Linked DNA regions of Homo sapiens: region 2 is linked to region 1. The links are chromatin loops, found by intact Hi-C in ENCODE. Cell type or tissue: mammary epithelial cell. All regions are shown on one strand. Links, peaks and the distances in the headings refer to the core of each region. The heading gives the core; the rest is flanking DNA.

Region 1 (4,284 bases), core at 1,110-3,609:
AACTGCTATGCAAGAAGGTTGTATCAATTTAGAAATATCAGAAGTGCCAGTTTCTACACACCCTCACAGGTATGAGGCATTATTCCTCTTTGGAATTAGTCTCTGTAATCTTTGCCAATCTGATAGCTGGAAAGTAGCATTGCATTTTTATTTACATTTTATGGATTCCCTGGGATGTTGAACATCATCTCACACAGATGCATTCCTGGCCCCACCTTCACCCCTTCCCAAACTACTTTTCCCAGCCTGAACTTTGGAATTTTGCCCTGAACGTACACTGAAGAACACTCTGAAGAAGAGTCCCACAAAGTGTGTGCTTGTATTCACTATAAAAATGTTATGGAGGGTTGGGATCATCAGGAAAGATGTCTTTTTCTAGGACCTTTTTTACTGAGAGGAATAGGCTGCTTCTGAATATCCATTTTATTTTCATCTCATTGATGCTGTGGAATGTGTAGTTCACTCAAGTCTATTCCACATGCCTTCCTGGGTACCAAGCCGACCTCTCTCTTGTCTCCTTGTTGTCTTTCCAATCTTTATTTTTCCTTTGTCATATTTTCTGCAACTATTTCTAATTTGATTGCTTCTTGCTTCTTGGGCATTTATGCAACACAGGGTGTAAAGAGATAAAATATGGTAATTGATGGGTTGATTATGGAGTTTTACGATGGGTACCAACCCCATACCTTGGCAGACACTGATACTGAGCTAATGTGGAGCTTCCCAGAGTTTTGTGCATTATGGTACACACAGAAAATGATGATGTTGGTATGACTCATTCAGGAAAAAGGAGGAGATTCCAGAGCCAGAGGAGATTGTTGAGGGATTCTATTCCCACCCCATCCCATTCCCTAAGGCGTGGGAAGACCATTGGTGGCATACAAGTTGAGAAGCCCTGGACCAGTGGAACAAAGATACTTTACTAAAGTAAAGCTAATAAAAGTAAATTCTTTCCCGACTTGTTCCTACTTCAAAAGAAATGCTTTTTTTCCCCTCAGGTAAATGTATATTATTTCAATATACTATAAAGAAAACGAGAATGATTCCCTAGTATGGAAGTTACCTACAGACCGCTGCTACCCTTACGTGCTTCTAGAATTTCTGTTCACCCATGTCCTTTTCCTTCTTTTCTTCCATGCTTTTTTTTTTTTTTTTTTTTTTTTTTGAGACAGTGTCTCACTCTGTCACCTGGGTTGGAGCACAGTGGCACGATCTCGGCTCACTGCAACCTCCACCTCCCAGGTTCAAACAATTCTCCTGCCTCAGCCTCCTGAGTAGCTGGGATTACAGGAGCCTGCCACCACACCCAGCTAATTTTTTTTTTCTATTTTTAGTAGAGACGGGGTTTCACTGTGTTGGTCAGCTGGTCTCAAACTCCTGACCTCATGATCTGCCTGCTTCAGCCTCCCAAAGTGCTGGGATTATAGGTGTGAGCCACCACGCCCGACTCCCATGCTTCTTTAAAAGCATCCAATCCCTTCTCAGAGCCTCAAGATGGCACCTTCTATTCATGGAGACCCTGGAATCTTTGGCTCTGCCTCTCCTAGGCTGGCTCCCGGGTGTCCTTTTCCTTCTGCTCCAGGCTCCCGGTCCTGCCTTTCTCTCTGTCTTCACCATCTCTTGGGTCCCTTCCTTCTGCCTCCGCCCAGACTAGGATTCAGACACCTCATCTCAATGTCTTATCTCACAGTGGCAGAGAGGACTCAGATGTTCGCCGTGCGTGTTTCAGTTTTCTGGACACAAGGCTAAGCTGCCTTTCCTGGCATGCCTGTATCTAGGTGGGGCACCACAGAGGGTCTCACCATAGCATGTATGTAGGGCTGGCTATGTCACTGCTGGGCCCAAGGAGTTCAGCACGTGTGTCTTCTTTACTCTCTCTCTTCCCCCATCTGCCAGCTGGACCACAGCAAGGTGACATTGAAGTCCCATTCTGGACATGGCAAAGCCACACAGTGGGAGAAGAATGAAACCCTGAATGACTGCACAGGGTAGGGCTCCCCACTAACTGCACTGAGCTGTGACATGGTAGAGAGATAAATGTATGTAGTTTAAGATAATCAAAATTCAGGGAGTTGCCTGTTATAGCAGTTAGCATATGCTAATTATGTACTCATTTTTTCTTCTGTTTCTAAAGAAAGGAAAAGCAGGCCCTTCTAACTTTTTCATTTTAAGATTATGATTACCAGTCACCAGGGTATATACCCCAGATACAGGTTTTTGTTTTTTTGGTGTTTTTTTTTTTAAAGGGCAAGGGAGGTTTTGGAATTATTAAATTCTTAGAACAGTGTTTCGCAGAGGGCACTTTGTGGAACACTAGTTCCCCCAGGAGTACATAGCAAAATTTAGAAAAGGAGGTTCTATGGCTTAATAATATTGGGAAATGCCGAATTAAAGGCAGTGGGCTTCTTTGCTACAGGCCTTCTCAGGGCCTTTGATAGACAGTTGTACATTGTCTCTCTCCACAAGGGGGCTCTGTTGAACATATTTGTCTCAACCCAGAAGACTAAAGAGCAAATTGGAGCAGAGCAAGAACTGGCTCCTTTCAGAGTGAAATTGGTACCTCTGGGTACCTTTAGAAGTAGAAATCACATTCTGCTGGGACCCTGCCCCAGCCTAGAGTGATTCACCTAAAGCAGATCTTTTAATGACCCCTCCCCCATAGCAGAGGACCCAATCTAGGGGCGCCTGTTCCATCATCCACCTCCTCATGTTGCATCAAACCCACCAAGGTGATGGTGGTACCACGGTCCCTGGTGAAAGCAACAAGCCCCTCCCACCTCAGGGCTGCTGGCGTGGAACCATCATGGCCTCTTCCCAGGAAGGCAAAGAAAAGACAGTCTCCAATTGCCCAACAGCTACTGCAGTTGAATAGTTGATGTGGTATAGCTAAAGGGAAGGTTGGTAAGAGTCATACCATGTGTGATATGAAGGGAAAGATTGAGGAAGGACAACCAAGTCCTCAGTAGAACAGAGGAAACCAAGTCAGCATGACAAGCATCGGATTGTGTACTTAGTGACAGTCTAGAGAGGGCAAGAGGTGTTGTTGCCCAAATTCCATATGAGCACATTAGCAGTCAACCGCCTGCAAGCCTTCCAGTAAATAGAGTGCAGCCTTGCGTCAATTTCTGAGAGAAAGACTGTCCGAACTTGCTCTGAATCACATCCAACTGAATGTTGTAACCCTACAGTCTTCAAGCCTCAACACTAACTCTAAACTGTATCACTTGCCCCTGCCTGAAACCCGAGATTCCATTTCCTGCCATGATTGCAGCACACAGAGCTCAGCAGACAAGTTGCTTGTAAGACACTTTTAAGACAAACTAAATGAGCATTTTAGGTTTTAATCTCATCTGGAAGATGGCTAGCACCAACACCAGGAGAAATCTCTGTCAGCTTAAACCAGAGGAGTCAATGTTGTCCCAAGAAAGGAAGCAGAATAAGGCCTGCCCTCAGTGGCACTCACCAGTGACTCCCCCATCTGTGGCACACTAACGGAGCAAAAATGCCAGCTGGCATTATAGAAATCATCCAACACCCAGGACCCTGGACTGCTCCTTGTGTACTTAAGAACTCAAGTCATCGTCTACCTAGATTTGGCAGGGAAAACTGAATGTCCAGGCTGAAACTGTACCTTTCATCTCTCTAGATACCAAAGGCCAGGCATTCATGCTCCTCAAAGTCAAACCACGCCTCAGTACCAGCATCATCCATGAATCCAGCCTCTGCCAGGGAGAAACAGTGCCTGGAACAGCTGCTGGGCCTTCACCAGTCTCACTCTCCCCACCGCTCTACCTCCTTTATTTGTGTTTCCCACAGTACTGGACACACCAAAGCACAATAGATCCCTGTCAAATGAGTGAAAACCAGGTGAAATACATGGAATAATGCCTTGACCAACTCTAGCTCCAACCAAAGTGCTGACAGTCTCTTTTGCTCCCCTTGGTGTCTTCATTGGATCTCCTAATTGTTCTCCAGCATCATCCTCTCTGAGTATATGTTACAGACACAGTTCCCAGGCCTGCCATTAGACATTCAGAAGTAGAGGCAGAGGGGAGAGCCCAGGAATCTGTATTCTGAAGCCTCTGCCCAGGAGACACTCTGCACATAGAGTGTGAAGAATGCTGCCCTAGGTTCCTACTCCCGGCAGCCTTCCTTCCATCCGGAGTGAACTGCAGACCTGCCCACACCCACTCACTTCCTGCTTCCCTGAGGACGCCCATTCGCAGGCTAGCCTCTCTCCTCTCTACCACTGCCAAACCAGAGAGCTCTGGTCTCTGAGAAAGG
Region 2 (2,500 bases), core at 1-2,500, 290 kb after region 1:
ATGTCAATGAATTCTTCGCTTTAAAATGATCAATTTTATGTCATGTGAATTTCATCTCAAATTATTTTTTTAAATGCTACATCACCAAAACTTCTGATGATATAGAGGACAGTAATGTTTGGAAAAATACAGACATTGACAATTCTATGTTTAAAAGTGATCCCAAATAGACTCTGAATGTGAAAAAAAAATTAAGAATACCTTGAACAAATTATTTTGCTTGTATTTTTCTTTATATGTCTATTTAAGTGTGATAAAACATAAAATTTTGTCTAAATCTTAAGAGTTTTTCAGTACATAAAAAATATTTAATAAGAGAAAATATTCATTTTAAAATCAAAATTATTTTCCCTTGTACCTAAAATGGTTTAAAAATCAACAATGCTACTTAAAGAGAAAACCCTGACAGGTTACGTCAATCAATTATGGGCATAGAAGACAGTTTTTGAAATAAACAAAGCAGTTAAAGATAAAGCCAAGAAATTCCAGAAACTATCTTAGGAGAATTTAAACCTTAAATTTCTACAGAGATATGAACATTACCCAAATGAAGGACTATCAGTTTAACGTAAATCACAATAGAACTCTTTTAGCCAGGTTCATCATTATGCAGATTTTCACACACTTCAGAACAAATTATCGATTTGTAGACAAGGCAGGATTAAGTGCCTTTCAGCTGTAGGAGGCTATGAAATAAAACTAAATAAAACTACATATGGTAAAAAGTGTACAATAACAAAGTCGCTTTAAAGTAACAGTAGTCTCAAACACCATCAGTATATTATAAAAGCAATACATTTTACAATCCATGTTATTGCAGGTTTCATTTAACTTATAAAGATTCATTTTGAATTTCAATATTACTTGGGTAATTAGAATGTTCCATGTAAGCTCAAACATAAGAAAAGAATTTTTAAAGTACACTTATATAATATATGGTAAAGACCAAGTTTTAAAAACTGGTCTCATTAACAAATTAAGCTTAGATTTTGGAGTTTAAAAAACTAAGTGCCAATAAGCACACCTAATGCCCAGATCTTGGTTTCTTCAATAAAAAGACCAGGGCTCCTTGGAGAAATGGCTGATTCCAGCAGGGGGCAAGAGATATATAAGACAAACCTGGAGCAGCATGTAGTGCCAGAGAGTAAGGAAGTGCTCAAAACAAAAACTCATTTTCAGTGCAAAGGCACTGAAATGAGATATTTTGAATATCTGCTTGCACAAACTGGCTATGAATTTGTAGAGACGGGCCACTTCTTTTAAATGCCTTTTAATTTCTTCCTATAGAGCAGAGCTTCTCAACCTCAGCCCTGTGGACATTTTGGGCTGGATACTTGTTTGCTGTGAGGGCTGCTCTGCCCTCTGTAGGAAGTTTAGCAACATCACTGGCCTCTACTTACTAGATGCCAATGGTATCCTCTCCCTTCTCCCCAGCTGTTACAATCAAAAATGCCCCCAGACTTTGCCAAATGTCCCGGAGTCTCGATCATCCCACTCCCAATTGAGAACCACAGCTCTAGAGAAATTTCCAAAATGCTGAGCAAAATAAAACATGATAGTTAAAACAAGCAGAACAATACCGCAAGATTCTGGCTGGCGTTAAAGAACAAGCAAAGGGAAGAGGGATCTCAATGGAAAGGAGTTCGTTTTGTCTTCTTGAGTGTTTATTTTCTTCTTTCCTCTTCAGTAATTGGCAATAAGGCCCTTTTAATAACTGGTTTAACACTGTACTCCTGATCCCCTAACTTCATTCCCACTGCTGCCAACAAGCCTCATGGCAGAAAAGAAAAAAGCCCTAGTGTTTGACACATTTCACAAAAGCTGTCCTTCAAAGACACTTGGTTGAGAAGTAATTTAATTAAAGACAAGGACAACAGCCTGCCAGTTAAACTCAGAAACACCAAATAAGGAGGGTGCTACAGTTTCTGGAATCCCATCTTTTCTGCTACTAATAAAACTCACTGAGCCCAGAGTACTAAAAGAATTGTCATAATGTATTCGGGGTGTGAAACTGAGAAATGTTCACCTATTCCAGTGAATCACTCTTCCATAACATTTGAAAAGAAGTGCAGTGTACTCCCCTTGGGCAAACACCTGTTTACAAACAGGAACATACAATTAACAGAGACTAGTTCCTTTTACACCCTGTGCCAAATTCACTGTAACTCATTTGGCTTCTGCCAGAATTGGATTCTAATCCTTTGTTCTAGACCATTAGCTATAATCTTTAGCTTCTTGTTTGTTACTTATTTTAGCAAAAAGCAGAGAAAGATTTTCCGCAAAGAAAAACTGGCACAGAATAGTTAATATAAACACTCCCCAAAGTGGTAAGGTAATCCACAAATGGACTAGAAATTTAAATGAAAGTCTAATTATATATACTGATACCATATACTCTCAAAGAAGAAATCTATGGAACAAATGAACAAACAGGTACATTGGGATGCTGTTCTGAAAACTTTATTCTCAAAAATACTAAAAGAAGCCTGTTTTTATCTTT

What was found. Hi-C counts contacts between places; a loop is a spot of excess contacts. Peaks named below come from ENCODE experiments on the same cell type or tissue, not always from the same donor. Only the 100,000 strongest peaks of a DNase experiment are listed, where the experiment ranks them.
Region 2: a loop joins it to region 1, with 26 times the contacts of the local background. A loop is called at or near these places in 12 of 110 quality-filtered maps.

The regions. Positions count from the first base shown.
Region 1 is chr7:33,742,639-33,746,922 of GRCh38, reverse strand. No RefSeq gene overlaps it. Among named protein-coding and RNA genes, the nearest start is that of FLJ20712, 19 kb to the right of the region's middle. In mammary epithelial cell, for the core only: a CTCF peak has its summit at 2,467 (motif pointing right); a DNase peak (open chromatin) is centred at 3,122; H3K27ac peaks cover 1,206 bases.
Region 2 is chr7:33,458,288-33,460,787 of GRCh38, reverse strand. All of the region lies in intron 19 of BBS9 (Bardet-Biedl syndrome 9), which reads right to left. Among named protein-coding and RNA genes, the nearest start is that of FLJ20712, 270 kb to the left of the region's middle. In mammary epithelial cell, for the core only: a CTCF peak has its summit at 1,366 (motif pointing left); no DNase peak of the experiment used is centred there.